Linked DNA regions of Homo sapiens: region 1 is linked to region 2. The links are chromatin loops, found by intact Hi-C in ENCODE. Cell type or tissue: heart right ventricle. All regions are shown on one strand. Each heading gives the region's core, and the rest is flanking DNA. Links, peaks and the distances in the headings are about the cores only. Region 1 holds the start of LOC105370415 (a long non-coding RNA gene). Region 2 has its middle 100 kb from the start of GZMB.

Evidence for each region. A loop is a pair of places that touch in the nucleus more often than their neighbours do. Peaks named below come from ENCODE experiments on the same cell type or tissue, not always from the same donor. Only the 100,000 strongest peaks of a DNase experiment are listed, where the experiment ranks them.
Region 1: it touches region 2 in a loop (2.5-fold over the local background); 10 of 110 quality-filtered maps call a loop at or near these places.

What each region holds. Positions count from the first base shown.
Region 1 is chr14:25,240,424-25,250,141 of GRCh38, forward strand. It overlaps LOC105370415 (a long non-coding RNA gene), which reads left to right and starts at 6,135. Exons shown (of 6, transcript XR_007064373.1): 1 at 6,135-6,338; 2 at 8,834-9,038; 3 at 9,633-9,718. In heart right ventricle, for the core only: no CTCF peak of the experiment used is centred there; no DNase peak of the experiment used is centred there; H3K27me3 peaks cover 577 bases.
Region 2 is chr14:24,730,189-24,739,906 of GRCh38, forward strand. No RefSeq gene overlaps it. Among named protein-coding and RNA genes, the nearest start is that of GZMB, 100 kb to the left of the region's middle. In heart right ventricle, for the core only: a CTCF peak has its summit at 4,904 (motif pointing right); a DNase peak (open chromatin) is centred at 4,911.

The DNA.
Region 1 (9,718 bases), core at 620-8,619, 510 kb after region 2:
CACGACAGAGCAAGGCCACAGATATATTTATTAGAAATTTGAAAAGTATTTTTACACATAATGTGCCATTAACCATTCCTCAGCCTCCTCACTCAATTTTCAGTAAATCTAATACACTCATTAATGTTTTGTGGAGTTGGATTTGCTCCTGAGGTCTGCTTTAAGTGGGCTTGAGACAAGAGGAGAGGACATCTACAGTTTTGGACACATCTGAGTTAAGTACATATTTTGACATTTTTCCCAAATGAAGCAGGGAGTCTCTGAATTACGTTATAAAAACTCCTGTAAAAGTGATAGGAATATCTAAGGTTTCTTTTTCTATTCTTCTTGCAAGTGACAGATTACTCTCATTTTGTCACCACAATTACAGTGAGAACATCTAATTATTTTCCTTCCCCTAGGCAATGTATACCTCAGGGTGAAGAGAATAGCTTTCTTCTATATTTGACCTTTTATATTGGCTTGAGACCAAAAAAGTTCATGTGGGAGATTCCACCTAGTCCGATTTTTGCCATATACACATCCTCAGAGGGTCACTTAAAACTCTTTCCTTCCATGCAAGAGCACTTTCCCTCCCACCTCTCTTTTCCTGATACCTTGACAAGGAGAAACAAGAGCCATGAGGATCCAGAATGAGAAATAGGAAGACTTAGGGAGGAAATGTCCTAATCCACAGTCTTCTGGGAAGTCAGAACTTCTCTTTTCAGTTCAGCTCATCTTCTGTTTCACAGGGAGAATGATTAGTCCTGAAGAATTAACTGTTCATCAAAAATAAAATCAAGTAAAAACGAAGGTAAAGGAAATTGACTCTTTACCATTGTGGAAAGGGCTGAAGATCTGTCATTCCTATTTCAGATTTAGTCAGAGAGAATTTGGGTAAGCATTGGCTTTCATAAATGCACTTCATGGCACACAGCTCCATGAATGTTCTCTCACAAATCGTCAGTGTGAATCAATGTAATACTCAATAACATTTCCCTTTGGAACCTGTTTTAAAAGAGCTATTATTGTGATGGCAAGAATATGCTAAGCACACAGACTATTATCCATTTGATTTTCTGCTGAAGAGAATTACTGCAAAGGTACCAAAGCAGTTTGATTATCACAGGGAGAGTTTTTATTTTCAGCTTTTTCAAGCTGTGTATTGAGTTGCTTTGCTTTCATTTAAACATTACATTCTATAATTAATTTACAATACACTCAGGGAAAAGACTCCTTGGTGTAAAGCAAAAAGCTACAAAAAAGTAGAAGATTTAATTCCCTCAAAGGCTTCAAATTAAATTTCAATTCAATGCAATTAACATTTATTGAATGTCTGCAGGGATCATAGCACTGTGTGGGTACTAGAATTCAAACTATGCAGAAGTTCAAGAGGGTTTCAAAGTTAATTTTATAAATATAGGTAGAGAAAAATCAGAATCATTTAAACTATATTCTTTTTGAAGTCTAGATTTCCTTTGACAGATTCTCAAAATGGTGTGTAATCTGATTGGGAGTTCCCTTGGAATACGGCAAAGAGCACAAAAAACATTCTTTCTTGAGTCTTAAATTTGGAGTAAATAAATTTTTATTACTACCTCAAGAAATGGCTTAAATGATAGAAGAAACTAGTTTAAAATATTTTAACTAAAATTAGTGAATGATAGTGTTGCTTTCAGAAAGATACCATAAAATAAAAAGACTCCTGTTATACATGGAATTTAACATTTCAGATTTGGAACGTATTTACTCTTTAAGTGTCATTCAAAAAATAACAAGTAGTAGTCTGGTTATCACCAGGAACTAGGAATAATTTGGAAAGAGAGTAGAGATACTTTTAGAACTGCTGGAATTTTTCAAAAGACCTACCAAAATCTAGCAAAAGAAGTACATCAAAATTTCTCCAGAGCCCTCCTTACCTAAGAATGTTTCATATATCTGCCAGCCCTTTTCCTGCAAAAGTCAAAGATGGGTCTAGATACAAAGCAGATGCAATGAGTTCCTTTCTTAGGATCAAAAACCACACCTCATCTGCAGACGAGATCCTGAACACAAAAACACTGTTTCTTTGTCTATGTTTTATTATCAATTTGTCCTGTTTATCCTGTGAGATTCTTTCTTAAAATTTTGTTAATGTGATTCTATGCAGCCATAAAAAAGAATGAGATCATGTATTTTGCAGGGACAGGAATGGAGCTGGAGGCCTTTACTCTTAGCAGACTAATGCAGGAACAGAAAACCAAATACCACATGTTCTCACTTATAAGTGGCAGCTAACCGATGAGACCCTGTGGACACAAAGAGGGGAATAACGCACATTGGGGCCTATTGGAGGAGGGAGGGTGGGAGAAGGGAGAGGATCAGGAAAAATAACTAGTGGGTGCTAGGCTTAATACCTGGGTGATGAAGTAATCTGTACAACAAACTCTCATGACACAAGTTTACCTATGTAACAAACCCACACATGTACCCTTAAACTTAAACTAAAAGTTAAAAAAAATTAATTTAATTCTGAGTCAGTACTGTTTACTGAAAAGTACTTCCTTTCCCCCTGCCCTATGGTGGAAACTGCCACCACTTTCGTTGTATATTAGCCAACTGTATATTTGTGAGTCTGTTTCTGCACTCTATTTTGTGTCATTTTTCTATTTGTCTATCCTTGCATCCATTCCATTTTAACTGTTATTTGTTGACCCTTGCAATCTGAAAATCCTCTAACTTTATTTTTCTTTTAAGTTTGTTTTGGGTATTCTTAAGAGTTTTTATGTCCATACAAGTTTTAGTTCAACATCAGCTTGTTAATATCAACAATTGAAAACAATAGCAACAACAATAACAACAACAACAACCAAAGCCAAAAACCAACCAACCAGACAAATAAACCTCTTGGGATTTTATTTGAAATTGCATTTAATCTATGGAGCAATTTGAGGAGATCTGAAGCTTTACAGTATTGAGTTTTCTAGTATGCAGGCGTGGTGCATTTTATCATTTATATGGGTAGCTTTAATTTCTCTTATAAATGCTTTCCAGATAGAAGTCTTGTGTAAGTTGCATTAGATTTATTCCTGTATTTGACTGATAGTTTTGAAGCTATTATAAAGGGTAGAAGTAAAAAAAAATCCAGTTGTTTGTTGCTAGCGTGTAGAAATACAGTTGATTTTGTATATTGATTTTGTATCTAGAGACATTTAAAAATCACTTATTTGTTCTAATATTTCACCTGTAGACTCTGCTGGATTTTCTAAGTACAAAACTAGGTTGTGTGCAAATAATGGTAGTCATGGTTTTTCCCTTAAAATCTTTATAGTGTTTCTTTCATTTGCATTACTGTACTAGCTAGGATATACAGATCAAAATCGAATAGATGAGGTAAAAGCAAACATCTCTGTATCGTTCTTGATTTCCGGGAGAATGATTTTAATGCTTTACCATTAAGTATGGTATTTGCTATAAGGGTTTTTGTAGATAAGGATTGATTTTTATTATATCTATTTTAGTTGTTAATAATTGTTAATCGTTGTTTCATTTCTTTTTCTTTAGCCTACTTTCTTTCAGCCTGAGACTGAGTCCTCCTACACCCTCCAACAGCTTTGTAAACAGTTTTGTAAAATGCCTCTTGATTTTCCACACTGTCAAATCTGCCAGTTAATCAGATCCATTCCTTTTTTTCCTTTTCTGGAGACATGTAGATTGTTTGCACTCCACCTGGGTGCTTCTAGGACTCCCTTTGCCATCATTCTGGGAATTCCAGTTGCCTTTTTCTGATTTCCAGGGGCTGTTCTTGGTTCCTTAATTTTCTTTCTTCTTGGCTTCTTCCCATGTTTCCGTGGTAAACAACTTTAGCCATTTCCTTTGGGCACCCGAGCTCACAGTGCAGCATGGAGCATCAGGGTAGGTCTGTGGGAGACTGATTTGAGAAAACTCAAATGAGCAGAGGGGCTTTAGGACAGAAAGTGAGGAGGGGAAAATGGGAAGAAACAGCTGCTATGCTTCAATCCATGACAATAATGAGGCCATTTTGAGTAACACAAAATTTGGTCAATACCATATCTAAGAATGTATTTTCCATACCATTTATCAAAATGGCTAAAGCACATTAAAAAAATTCAAGTAAAATATTCACAGAATTCCTGAAAACCACTAAGATTTATTAAAATTTGAAATTAATTACCAAAGATTCCAATGAACTTTTCTGTAAATAATTAATATTCATTCAATAAATATTAAAAAATATTCAATATTTTTATATGCTCCTAGATGTTTGAAATGCATAATTGAACAAAATAGACAAATCTCTGCTTTCATGGGGGAAGATAGGCAATAAACATAGTAAGTTACTTTGTAGCATAATAGAAAGTGATAAGAGATGTAGAAAGGATATGGATGACTAGGAGTCCTGGGCAGGATGAAAAGTGCAATTTTAAATAAGGTTGTCAGAGTAGGCTTCATGGAGAAGGTGGTATTTGAGCAGAGATTTGAAGAGGAGCACTGCAGGCAGAGAAAATAGCCAATGCAAAGGCCCAAAGGTGGGCACATATCTGGCATGTTCAGCAACATGGGGGGCCAGTGTGGCTGAAGTAGAGTGAATGAGAGAGAGCATAACAAGAGGTTAGGTCAGAGAGATGATGAGGGCTAAGCCATGTTGAACCACACTGGCCATCATAGTACTTGGGCACTCACTCAGAATGAATATAGGAGCCCTCAGTAGCATAGATTTGGAGCAGAGTGACATGATCTGGCTTGTATTTTGAAGCAATCACTTAGGGGTGGTGTTGAGAAGAGGCTGTAGGGGCCAAGGACAGGAGGAGGAAGGCCAGGCAGAAGCTACTGAAGTGATTCTGGCTGGTGGCTCCAATCAAAATGGCAGCAGTGCAAGTGGCAGTGCAGGTAGTGAGAAGTGAACATCATCACTGCTGGGTAACACTGCCCTAAAACCAAAGTGGCTTAAAATAATTTATTATCCTCATTCTGTGGGCTGGCCAAGTGGTTCTTCTGATGGTTTCTTCTGGACTCATTCATGTGGCTGCATCTGCGGCAAGGCTGGCTCCCTCACATGGCCAGGGGACCTTGGTTCTCCTTCATCCAGCCTCCAGCCTTTCATCCCCCAGTGCTAGGCCAGCCTCCTTATGTGGTGGCCTTAGGGAGTATTCCAAGAGAGGGAGTGGGGATGCTACAAAGTACCTACCTTGAAGTCACATAATATCATTTCTGCCACATTCTACGTTTTTAAACCAAGTCACAAGGGCAGTTTAGATATAAGTGGTGAGGGAAATAGACTCCATGTCATGATGGGAGGAATAGCAAAGTTAATTGCAAAGGAACCTGCATCCTGGGGTAGGAGGAGTTTGTATCCAATTTTTTAATCCACCAAAGAAGTACTTAGCATGCTCTTTTTTTTTGTTTTTTTTTTTTTTTTTTTTTTTTTTTTTTTTTTTTAGACAGGGTCTTACTCTGTCACTCAGGCACAATCATAGCTCACTGGAGCCTCAAACATCAGGGCTCATGTTGTTTTCCTGCCTCAGGGGCTCCTGAGTAGCTGGGACTATAGGCATGTACCACCATGCCCAGCTAATCAGTTAATTTGTCAGTTTTTTGTTTTTTTAAAGAAGGGGTATTTTTATATTGCCTAGGGTGATCTTGAACCCCTGGGCTCAAGGGATCCTCCTGCCTCAGCCTCCCAAAGTGTTGGGATTATACTTTGTAAGCCCAAAGTGTGAGCCATCATGTCCAGCCAAAAAGTATTCAGTATTTTGAGAGTATAAGTTGGATATGTGATGTGAGAGAAAGAGAGGAATCAGGGATGACTTTGAGATTTCTGGCTTAAGCAACTGGCAAGTAGGAGTTTTTAATCAACTGAGGTGGGGAAGACTGTGGGTAGACTAAGTTTTGGGTGAGAAGAGCAGGATTCAGTCAGGGGAACGGAAGGGCAGGCTCTCTGTACCAGCACTCAGTATGCAGTTTCATATCAAGTCAAAGGCTGTCTGAGACCAACACTGGTCTTTGAGAGTGGGAAGTTCAAGCAAGCAGAAGATGACAAGTAGGTGTCGCTGGCTCTAATGGAAGATGGGCAAGAGAAGGCCTCTACATTCTAGAAAGTGAACTTGCTATGTGGTTTGCCTGGCAACGGACAGGGTGAGGTAAATAATGCCACAGAAGTTCCAGGATGAAGGATTACAAGAGGTTTGTAAGAAAACTCCAGGGGTACAGTGGTTCAGAAATGGACATAACAGCCTAGAGGAAGACCTGGGAGAAGCCCTTGAATAACCATTGGTCCATTGTGCATCTAGGGTCCTTAACAAAAAGATAAAAGACAAGTGTATAATATGTTGGAAAAAAAATTTCCCATTCCCACACAGGTAAGTGTCTACAGCAAAGCTATCCCTGGGTCTTGTAAATGTGGAATATGGCCCACAATTTAAAGTCAGCTTCTTTTTTTTTGAGTGAGGAAAAATCTCATAAGGAAATGCCTGATCCTTCTTTAGGCATAAAAAGAGCATGATTCACACCCAAGGAAGAGAATGTTGGGGGGAGTGCACCCACGCTGTGTGAAACTTCATTGTCATGCCTCTGTGTGAGGGTGTGTGGATACAGTGTCTGGGTGTATTTGCACACACATTTATTTCGGCAAATATTGGTAACTGCCTGATTGACCTTTCTTTAGGGCAAGGACTCAGATGGTTAGGAGGGAGAAACAGGTTGCTCCTCAGGCTGGTGCACATTCTTGGCTACATTTTACAAATAAGCTGTAAAAGATGGAATATATTTGCTGGCTGGTTTGACAGTCTACCCAGAGGTAGGAGGATGGACTCTATGACCTTTGAAAGTCAATTTTCATCCCAAGATTTCATGTTCCAATTATGGCTGATAGACTATTTAAATAAATGATGGTTTTTCTATTAGGAAAGAAAATTGACTGGAATTCATTCTATTTGAGCCACAAAAATTTGAAAATAGGTCAACTCTTAATTACCCAGGGTGATATAATAGGGAACATCTTGGATGGATTATCCCAAACCACAGGTAATTAACAAAATGTGCAAATTAGGCACTGATTCATAGCATTCATTAAAATTTACATTTAAACTACTACTTAAGCAGCATAGATTTATAGATGAGCAACTCAACATGGTAAAAATAATTTTAAGATGAATATACGCATTTTAAATAAAATGTAGAGTTGAAGATATTGCCAAAAGACTGGACAATCTGAAATATTTTCATACTCTAAAATTCAGAACATTTACCTAGTGCTGCATAAGACATTTGGCAGATTTAAAAAAATCTCATTTTTATAAAAGGCAAGGGAGAGATCAACAGAGGTTTTTCACCCCCTGGAAACTCCTGTGCCCGCCCAATGCTGGACCCTTCCCTTTGTGCTGGTGTTCAGGCCCACAAAGCCACCTCTTTCTCTCCCCGACACACTTCTGTGAAAAATGTTGACAGAAGAACAAAGACTAGGGTGAGTCAGGAAGTGAGAAAAAGAAACTAGAGACAGGAATAATTATAGCACAATCCTTAACCGATTATGGAAACCAAAATTTTAGTGCCATTTCTATCTTACCCAAGGAAAACAATGAAATGAACTTTACTAAAATTTAATATGGGTTAGCACATAACACATACATTTATATATAAATTTACATACATTGGCTGCGGATATTAAACCCTGGCTCACATAATCTTGGTCTTCCTTTGTACTCTATTGTATGGCATCCAGTCGTGCACAGGTGTGATCTGTCAGCCTCAAGCTTCAGCTCCTCCATATCTCTATCATCTATTATTCTTTCTCTACCTCTGTCCAGCCATGCTCAAGCATGCACAAATATGGAAGTGTGAGAAACTTGACTCAATGGGAGCTGAGAGCCAATGGATAAATACTTAACCTTTCCCATGTCCTGGATGAACAATTCTAAAGTGCATTCTACATGGTTCTTCAGAGGGACCTCATTGGCCCTTATTGGCCCTTAATAGTAACCAGCCCAATTATGTCCCCTTTGAATTGGCCTCTGCCCTTCCCTGTTTTCCCTTTTCCAGCCCCTACTATCCTGTTCTCCTTGGTAGGATTATTCCTGCAAATAAACTCCCTTTATGGAAGCCATTGTCTTAGACTCTTTTTGAGTCTTAGACTCTGTTTTTTTGAGGAAGAAACCAGGCTATGCAAGATTTATACTAAAACATCTTTATGAAAGGGTATAAGACAAATATTTTTGAGACTACTAATCTAAAGCATTGATTGTCAATGTATTTGTAAAAAATAAGCCCACAATATACTAATATTTGTATATGTGGCAAGCTATGTGCCACACATGTGCTGTTTTTATGAGCACATTAGGTATACCTCTACCCCCTTTTCTCCCACCCCATGCAGCATATTGACACAAATCAGAAAGAGTACTTCTATTATGGGGATGTTCTTACATTTACTCAAAGTTATAAATAAAGCTAATCAAGTGTAGGCTGTAGTACTTTATTATTAATACCAAATTTCTTTGAAGGCCTGGTAACTAATTGTGATTCAGAATGTTTTAGGTGGGATGCTTTGGTTGAAATCTCTAAAGCAAACAGATTCAGGTTTAGAAAGTGGAACTCGATGCTAACAACTATTTTTCATACTTAAGCAACTTCTCAAGTTATTTACTTATAAGCTATACATATAACTTTACATCTTTATGTAAGAGATTACATACAACTTTTTGCCATCTTAGTCCTTGCTCAAAAACAGCTCAGAGGTTTCCTTCATATATGCCAAGAAAATTAAAAAATTAAGAGTAAGTTAAGAAAACAGCTCAGGGGTGTTATGAGAAGGGTACTTTACCTCTTTAGCATTTTTCATCAAAATTTGTAACTTCAGTCTAATGAGAAAATATCAGACAATCCAAATTGAGGAGCATTCTACAAAATGTCCAGTACTCTTCAAAAGTGTCAAGATCCCCCAAAACAAGACAAGACTAAACAAGACAAGACTAAAAAACTGTCATAGATCAGAGAAGAATGGAGAGACCTGGTGACTAAATGCTTTGGGCTATCCTGGATTGGATTCTAGAATAGCAAATAAGGTGAGTGGGAAAAGTGGTGAAATACAAATAAAGTCTATAGTTTAGTTCAGCATTGTTTAGTATTGTGCTAATATTAATTTCTTAATTTTCAAAAATGCAGCATGGTTTTATAAGTACTAACATCATGGGAAGCTGGGAGAAGGGTATAGGGAAATACTCTGTACTATCTTTGTAACTTTCCTGGAAATCTAAAATTATTTCAAAGATTAAAATGGAAATATATTTTAAAATAATGTCCAATTTAAAACTAACAAACAAAGCAACTCATGTAGACAACTCTGGTTAATTTGGGCAGACTCTTGCCTGTAAGTCTTAATTAGGAAATACTTAAGGAGACATGGTCTATAAAAGCAGAAGTGTGTGTATGGAGAAGTGATGTCTACTCAGTCAGAAGAAAGTGCTCCCCTGAGATTTACAGAGCCTATTTGTACCATGAAGACCCAAAGTCTACTTTTTTCTCATTTAGGGCATTTTTGGTACAGAATTATCTAATCACTTCAAGATGCCACTTGGCACAGCCAATAAATCCAGCTCTCTTTCTTCAGGGGGTTAAGTGGTAGCTCATAATTTTTTTTGCAATTATTTTTCTATTAGCAACTTTCAGTAAATACTTTTGTAATTGCCCATGAGTTGTCAAGCACTCATGAGATGAAGTTCCAACTCTACAGATGAAAGCCCTG
Region 2 (9,718 bases), core at 889-8,888:
ACACAACAAAAAACACAAAACTTCAGGCCAATATCCCTGAGGAACATTGATGTGAAAATCCTCAGTAAAATACTGGCAAACTAAATACAGCAGCACCTCAAAAAACTTATCCGCCATGACCAAGTTGGCTTCATCTCTGGGATGCAAGGCTGGTTCAACATATGCAAATCAATAAATGTAATCCATCACATCAACAGAACAAAAGACAAAAACTGCATGATTATCTCAATAGATGCAGAAAAGGTCTTTGATAAAATTCAACATCGCTTCCTGTTAAAAACTCTCAATAAACTAGGTATTGGTGGAACATATCTCAAAATAATAAGAGCCACTTAGGACAAACCCATAGCCAATATCATATTGAATAGGCAAAAGCTGGAAGCATTCCCTTTGAAAAAAGGTACAAGACAAGGATGCCCTCTCTCACCACTCCTATTCAACATAGTAATGGAAGTTCTGGCCAGGGCAATCAGGCAAGACAAAGAAATAAAGGGTATCCAAAAAGGAAGAGAGGAAGTCAAGTTGTCTCTGCAGACAACATGATTTTATGTTTACAAAACCCCATCACTTCAGCCCAAAAACTTCTTGAACTGTTAAGCAACTTCAGCAAATCTCAGGATACTAAAATCAATGGGCAAAAATCACAAGCATCCCTTTACATCAACAATAGGCAAGCAGAGAGCCAAAACAGGATTGTGAATTCCATTCACAATCACTACAAAGATAGTAAAATACCTAGGAATACAGATAGCAAGGGATGTGAAGGACCTCTTCAAGAAGAATACAAACCACAGCTCAAGGAAATAGGAGAGGTCACAAACAAATGGAAAAACATTCCATCCTCATGGATAGGAAGAATGAATATTGTGAAAATGGCCATACTACCCAAAGTAATTTACAGATTCAATGCTATTCCCATCAAACTGCCATTGACATTCTTCATGGAATTAGAAAAAAACAATTCTAACTTTCATATTGAATCAAAGAAGACCCCGTATAGCCAAGACAATCATAAGCAAAAAGAACAAAGATGGAGGCATCGTGCTACCTGATTTCAAACTATTACAAGGCTATAATAACCAAACAGCATGGTACTAGTACCAAAACAGACATATAGACCAATGGAGCAGAAAAGAGGCCTCAGAAATAACACCACATACCTACAACCATCTGATCTTTAACAAACCTGACAGAAACAAGCAACGGGAAAAGGATCTCCTACTCAGTAAATGGTTCTAAGAAAACTGGCTAGCTATATTGATAACTGAAACTGGACTCCTTCCTTACACCTTATACAAAAATTGGACTCAAGATGGATTAAAGATTTAATGTAAAACCCAAAACCATAAAAATCCTAGAAGAAAACCTAGGCAGTACCATTCAGGACATAGGCATGGGCAAAGACTTCATGACAAAAACACCAAAAGCAATTGCAACAAAAGACAAAATTGACAAATGGGACCTAATTAAACCAAAGAGCTTCTGAACAGCAAAAGAAGCTATCACCGGAGTGAACAGGCAACCTACAGAATGGGAGAAAAGTTTTGTAATCTACCCATCTGACAAAGGTCTAATATCCAGAGTTTACAAAGAACTTAAACATATTTACAAGAAAAAAACAAGCAACTCATCAAAAAGTGGGCAAAGGATATGAACAGACACTTCTCAAGACAAGATATTTACATGGCCAACAAACATATGAAAAAAAGCTCAACGTCACTGATCATCAGAGAAATGAAAATCAACACCACAATGAGATACTATCTCACACCACTCAGAATGGTTATTAAAAAGTCAGGAAACAATAGATGCTGGTGTGGCTGTGGAGAAATAGGAATGCTATTACACTGTTGGGAATGTAAATTAGTTCAATCATTGTGGAAGACAGTGTGGCGATTCTTCAAGGATCTAGAACCAGAAATGCCATTTGACCCAGCAATCCCATTACTAGGTATATACCCAAAGGAATATGAATCATTCTACTATAAAGACAATGCACACATATGTTTACTGCAGCACTATTTACAATAGCAAAAACATGGAACCAGCCCAAATGCCCATCAGTGATAGACTGGATAAAGAAAATGTGGTACATATACACCAGGGAATACTATGCAGCCATAAAAAAGAATGAAATCAGGTCCTTTGCAGGAACATGGATGGATAAAGCTGGAAGCCATCATCTTCAGCAAACTAACACAGAAACAGAAAACTGAACACCACATGTTCTCACTTATAAGTGGGAGTTGAACAGTGAGAACACATGGACACAGAGAGTGGAACAACACATACCAGGGCCTATTGGAGGGTGGGGAGTGAGGGGAGGGAACTTAGAGGATGGGTAAATAGGTGCAGCAGATCACCATGGCACATGTATACCTATGTAACAAACCTACATGTTCTGCACATGTATCCTGTTTTTTCTTTTTTAGAAGAAATAAAGAAAAAAATCTTATGGAGAAGCTCAAAAATAAGCTTTTATTGTTTTCCTGTGAATACTAGCAGTGGTAAAAAGCATTACTCCAAAATTACAAAGAGGAGCTGTCCTGGTTAATAACTCTGAGTGCCCACAAAGCCCCAAACAAGTTTATGAAACTTTGAGACCAATACAAATGTATACTACAGGCCTCATATTTTGCTGCAGTCTGGTTCTAATTTTCCCTGTTGGGGTCAGGGTTTTGAGACACTACAATGCCACTTTTTAATGATGGTAAATTTTTAGCATTGCCTTCACATTTGGGGGTAGCATCCATTTTGATCCTCTTCCTTATCTTCTCCTTCTCCTTTGCCTTTTGCATTATGATTCTGCCTTCCTTTCTCACCCTTAGGAAGTAGACTTTCAGATCCACTCCAGTGATTAGTTGATGATTGGCGGGGCCTATCCCTTTGAGGATTATTTTGTCTTCTTTTCCATCAAATCCCCTTAGGCTCCAAATCATAGGCCTAGGGACAATATTCTCACTCCCTGTTCTTTATCCTCTCTAAACATCTCTGGCATCTAGCTTTGCACAAAAACTAATACAAAATCAGCACAATCACATTGCAAAACCTTTTGGCAGCACCTGTGCAAGCTGATTGTATGCACATACTATGTCCTGTGATCCAGCAATTACACCACTTGGCAAATACCTAACAAAAAAGGGTATATATGCATGCAAAACAAATGTGTATAGATGCTCATACCAGCACAATTCAGAACAGTAGCTAGAATAGTAACTGGAGTCAACTCATCATAAGAATCGATTAAAAATTGTGGTACATTTATTAATATAGCAATGAGAATAAATTGCAACTAACAACATGAATTTCCCTCACAAAATAATGTTGAGCAAAAGAAACTTGACACAGAAGAGTATATATTCATGTATGTGTATGTGTGTATATTATAAAAATAGGCAAAATTCATCTACGGCATAGAAGTTAGGATAGCAGGGATGGGGCTGTGGCGAATGACAGGAAGGAGACACAACGAGGTCTTCTGGGTGCTGGAATGATCTGTTTCTTGATCTGAGTTCTGGTTAGGTAGTTGTGTTCACTTTGTGTACCTTTCCATTTGCATGTTATATTGCAATGAAATTTTACTTTAAAAGAAAAAAATCACACATTGAAAATCACTCTGAGACACATTCATCTTTTTCGAAAACATACAGCCATTTCTGTACAAAATACAGCCACATAGCAAGCTCAATTCTACCACTGAACAAGCTACTTTTGATTATCATCTTAGCAGTCTTGATTATTAGTGTCAGTGGTAAAGCTTTGTACCTAGCTAAGAGCTTTTCTAGGAGAAGTAAGCATGATACCTGCAGAAATTTTCCAAATGTTTGAGAGCCTAGTATGAGTTCAGGTATTGTGTCAGTCGCCATGGTGAGAACAATGAGTCTCTGGCCTCAGAGGCCTCCTTGGCTATTTCTTTGTTTTTATTATACTTTAAGTTTTAGGGTACATGTACACAACATGCAGGTTTGTTACATATATATTACATGTGCCATGTTGGTGTGCTGCACCCATTAACTCGTCATTTAACATTAGGTATATCTCCTAATGCTATCCCTCCCCTATTTCTTGACTGTCTCACTCCCCTGCCTTTCTCCCCCCGGGCCCCATTCACATACTCTGCTGAGTCTACCATGTTGTGCCATCTCCCTCTCTTTTCTCCTGTGAATACATCAACTTTCTGTTTGTGAGACCATCCTGTAATGCAGTTGGAGGGCAATGGGGCAAGAAGGCAACTGAGAATTGGATTTCAGATATCGCTAATCATGTACCTATGTATGCCACCTCCTAGATACCATCTCCACCCCCACTCTGCTGTTCATCGCTGTTGCTAACCTGTTACCTGAAAACCTAGGCCACGATATGACCAGTTAACACACCAAAGTAATTTGAAGAATTATATGCAAGTAACAAGAAACATTTAGCGATCATCCAGAAGTGCTTACTAGTAAAGTAAGAATATGTCAGAAACATGCCTGTTGTTTAGGTACTGAGATAGACATTCTGACTCTATGGTTCAAAACCTGGGGTCCCTGGATCTCTGTGTAGGAACCAGGTCCTTAAGTTATGTGCAATATGTTAAAAAGTCACAGAAATTGCACACTTACCAACAATATTTTACAGGCTAGGTAAAGTATGAATTTTTATGTTGAACTAGAAATACATAACCTTTGTGTAGTAAGCTTGGTTACTGCATGTTGGTCACAAGTTCTGATTGGCAGTTTTCTATGACTTTAATAGATGCAAACTGGTAGACTAATAAATACGTAATAGACAGAGTTTTTCTGAAAGAAAAATTTCAAAATGTGACGTCTCTGGAGTTAATAAAATAATAAAACGGCTTTTCGGTAGTGAACAATGTGGCAAGTACTGATGTAGTTTCAGACATCTTGCCCTTCTACAGGACCAGCAGAGGGCGCTAGAATTAAATTATTCCCTTGATCCATTCTTGCTTCAAGGACTCAAGAAAAAAAAAGGTGGTGATGATTACAACGAGGCAGAGTCATGTGAAGATGCAAGAGTGACAACATACTGGGCTGGCAAGTCCATTTCATGTAATAACTTCTAAGGAATAGGAGGGGTAGCATGCAACGAGGAACAGTTTTTTTTGATGGCAGTTTTGTTTTTATTACAGTCAATAATTGCTCACAATTGTTTAGAACTAGGGCCTCCCTACTGTGCGTTCATTCAGGACATAGCTGAAAGAATAAGCCCACCTCTGACCCCCTGAAGTGTCATTTCATCAAAAGAGGCAGGTGTGAGTGTGTTGAAACAGTGACGTCTTGGCATTGCTGGGCTTGATTCCTCCTCCTCTTTCCATTGTTCCTCCAAGGATGACCCTGGAGGAATTATTTCTGGCACTAATAAGTAGGAAGGTGAGGTTCTCTTTGATGGGGGTTACAAATCTCCACTTTTTTCTCACCCAGCAGGTATTAGGAAGATGCACCCTGCCGTGCTATCCTGAAGAAAACCTCTGCCCCAGGAACAAACAGTCAGGACAGTCTGGACTCTATTATTTCATTTCTTCCACACAACTAATTGTTTGTTTCTAGAGAAACTGAACATGTGTCATCTTGTTTCACTGCTTTTGGTAACTACACATTTCAGTGATTACTATTCTACAGAGTCACACAGAGTTTCTTTAAGGCACATAACCTACTTAATTATAAGGATTCTTGTATTCATCACTTCTTCACATCTTCAATGGTCCTACTGTTTTCAACTTACTTGCTCAACCTGGATACTAGGCTTCCAAATTAATTTTATTTATTTGAACATGTTTTTATTTTATTCTTTAATTGACATATAATGATTGTACATATTCATGTGGTATGTAGGGATGTTTTGAGACACATAGTGTATAGTGATCAGATTGGGGCAAATAGCATATCTATCATCTCAAATACCTATTATTTCTCTGTGTTGGGAACATTCCTCTAGCTATTTAAGACTATATATTATTATTAAGTATAGTTATGCTACAGTGGTAGAGAATACTGGAACTTATTCTATCTATCTAGCTGTAACTTTATATGTAATTTTATATCCTTTAACACATCTCTCCCTGTCGCTCCCTTACCCCATCCTTCCCAGGCTCCACTATCCTCTGTTTAACTTTTTGTTTCTATAAGATCTACTTTTTTTAGCTTCCACATAAGAATGAGAACATGTAGTGTTTAAATTTCTGTTTCTGGCTTATTTCACTTAACATAATGCCCTCCAGTTCCATCCATGTTGCCTCAAATGAAAGGATTTCTTTCTTTTTTTATGGCTGAATCATATCCCATTGTGTATACAGACTACATTTAAAAAGGCATTCATCTGTTGTTGGACATCTAAACTGACTTTATATCTTGGCTATTGTCAATAGAGCTGCAATAAACATGAGGATACAGATGTCTCTTCAAATATACAGATTTCCTTTTTTAATTAGTCCATTTTCACTCTGCTGAAAAAGACATATCCAAGGCTGGGCAACTTATAAAAGAAAGAAGTTTATTGGACTCACAGTTCTACATGACTGGGGAGGCCTCACAATCATGGTGGAAGGTGAAAGGCATTTCTTACGTGGTGGTGGCAAGAGGGAAGAGCTTGTGCAGGGAAACTTTTGTTTTTAAAACCATCAGCTCTTGTAAGACCCATTCACATTATACAGCACATAAAAGACTTGCCCCCATGATTTAATTACCTCTCACCAGGTCCCTCCAACAACACATGGGAATTCAAGATGAGATTTGCGTGAGGACACAGCCAAACCATATCATTCCACCCATGGCCCCTCCCAAATCTCATGTCCTCACATTTCAAAACCAATCATGCCTTCCCAACAGTCCCCCAAAGTCTCAACTCATTTCAGCATTACATCAAAAATTCATAGTCCAAAGTCTCATCCAAGACAAGGCAAGTCCCTTCCTTCTATGAACCTGTAAAATCAAAAGCAAGTTAGTTACTTCCTAGATACAATGGGGGTACAGGTATTGGGTAAATAAAGCCATTGGGTAAATACAGCTACTCCAAATGGGAGAAATTGGCCAAAACAAAGGGGCTACAGGCACCGTGCAAGTCCAAAACCCAGCTGGGCAGTCAAATCTTAAAGCTCCAAAACGATCTCCTTTGACTCCATGTCTCACAGCCAGGTCATGCTCATGCAAGAGGTGGGTTCCCATGGTCTTGGGAAGCTCTATCCCTGTGCCTCTGCAGGGTACAGCCTCCCTCCTGGTTTCTTTCATGGGCTGGCATTGAGTGTCTGTGGCTTTTCCAGGCACACAGTGCAAGCTGTCTGTGGATCTACCATTCTGGGGTCTGGAGGATAGTGACCCTCTTCTCACAGCTCAACTAGGCGATGCCCCAGTAGGGACTCTGTGTGAGGGCTCTAACCCCACATTTCCCTTCTGCACAGCCCTAGCAGAGGTTCTTTATGAGATCCCTGCCCTAGCAGTAATCTTCTGCCTGGGCATCCAGGCGTTTGCATACATCTGAAATCTAGGGAGAGGTTCCCAAACCCCAGTTCTTGACTTCTGTGCACTTGTAAGCTCAACACCACCTGGAAGCTGCCAAGGCTTGGGGCTTGAATCCTCTGAAGCTATGGCCTGGGCTCTATATTGGCCCCTTTCAGCCATGGCTGGAAAAGGTGGGATGCAGGGCACCAAGTCCCTAGGCTGCACACAGCATGGGGACCTGGGGCCCAGCCTATGAACCCACTTTTTCCTCCTAGGTCTCCAGGCATGCGATGGGAGGGGCTGCCATGAAGAACTCTGACCTGCCTGGGAGATGTTTTCCCCATTGTCTTGGAGATTAACATTCGGCTCTTCATTACTTATGCAAATTTCTGCAGCCAGATTGAATTTCTCCTCAGAAAATGGGATTTTCTTTTCTATCATATTGCCAGGATGTGAATTTTCTGAACTTTTATGCTCTGCTTATAACTGAGTGTGTTTAACAGCACCCAAGCCACCTCTTGAATGGTTTGCCGCTTAGAAGTTTCTTCTGCAAGATACCCTAAATCATCTTTCTCAAGTTCAAAGTTCCACAAATCTCTAGGGCAGGGGCAAGATGCCACCAGTCTCTTTGCTAAAACATAACAAGAGTCACCTTTGCTCCAGTTCCCAACAAGTTCCTCATCCTGGACCACCTCAGCCTGGACCTTATTGTTTATATAACTATCAGCATTTTTGTCAAAGCCATTCAACAAGTCTCTAGGAAGTTCCAAACTTTCCCACATTTTCCTATCTTCTTCTGAGCCCTCCAAATTGTTCCAACCTCTGCCTGGTACCCAGTTCCAAAGTCGCTTCCACATTTTTGGGTATCTTTTCAGCAATGCCCCACTCTATTGGTACCAGTTTACTATATTAGTCCCTTTTCACGCTGCTGATAAAGACATACCTAAGAGTGGGCAATTTACAAAAGAAAGAAGTTTATTGGACTCACAATTCCACGTGGCTGGGGAGGCCTCACAATCATGGCAAAAGGTGGAAGGCATTTCTTAGATGGCGGTGGAACGAGAGAAGAGCTTGTGCAGGGAAACTCCCATTTTTAAAACCATCAGATCTCGTGAGACTTATTCACTATCACGAGAACAACACGAAAAAGATGCCTCCATGATTCAATTACCTCCCACCTGGTCCCTCCCACAATGCTGGGAATTCAAGATGAGATTTCGGTGGGGACGCAGCCAAACCGTATCACTTTCCTTTGGATAAATGCCCAGTAGTAGGATTGCTGGATCATATAACAGTTCTATTTGTAGGACCCTCCATACTATACTTTATAATGGCTGTACTAGTTTATATTTCCACCAATAGTACATGAGTTCCACTTTATCCACATCCTCTCTAGCATTAGCTATTCTTTGTCTTTGTGATAATAGTCATCCTAACTGAGGTTAGATGATACCTCATTGGGGTTTTGATTTACATTTCCCTGAGGATTAGTAATGCTGAGCAGTTTTTCATATATTTGGTGGCCTTTTGTATGTCTTCTTTGGGGAAATGTCTGTTCAGATAATTTGCTCATTTTTAAATTGGATTGTTCATTTTCTATTGAGATGTTTGAGTTCCTTGTATATTCTGGATATAGCCAAAGCATTCCTGAGCAAAAAGAACAAAGCTGGAGGCATCACACCACCAGACTTCAAAATACTACAAAGCTGTAGTCACCAAAGCATCATGGTCCTGGCATAAAAACAGACATATAGATTCATGGAACAGTATAGAAAATTCAGAAATTAATCCACATCTCCACAGCCAACTGACTCCTGACAAAGGCGCCAAGAATGCTCACTTGGGAAAGGACAACCTCTTCAATAGATGATGCTGGGGAAAACTGGATATCCCTATGCAGGAGAATGAAGCCAGACCTTCCCCACCACCCCCGCCTTTTATCCTATAGAAAAATAAACTTAAAATTCATCAAACACCTAAACATAGACCCAAAACTATAAAACTACCAGAAGGAATCATAGGGGAAATGTTTCATTCAGTATATTGGTCTGGGAAAAATTTGTATGAGTAAGATCTCAAAAGCACAGGCAACAAAAGCAAAAATAAACAAATGGGATTATATCAAACTAAAAAGCTTCTGTACAGCAAAAGAAACAACCAACAGAGTGAAAAGGTAATCTACAGAATGGGAGAAAATATTTGAAAACTATTTGAACTTTTAAAGATGTGTTTTTCTTCTTTCCTTTTATTTTGAATCAGTGCTTATGTGACTGGAATTATAA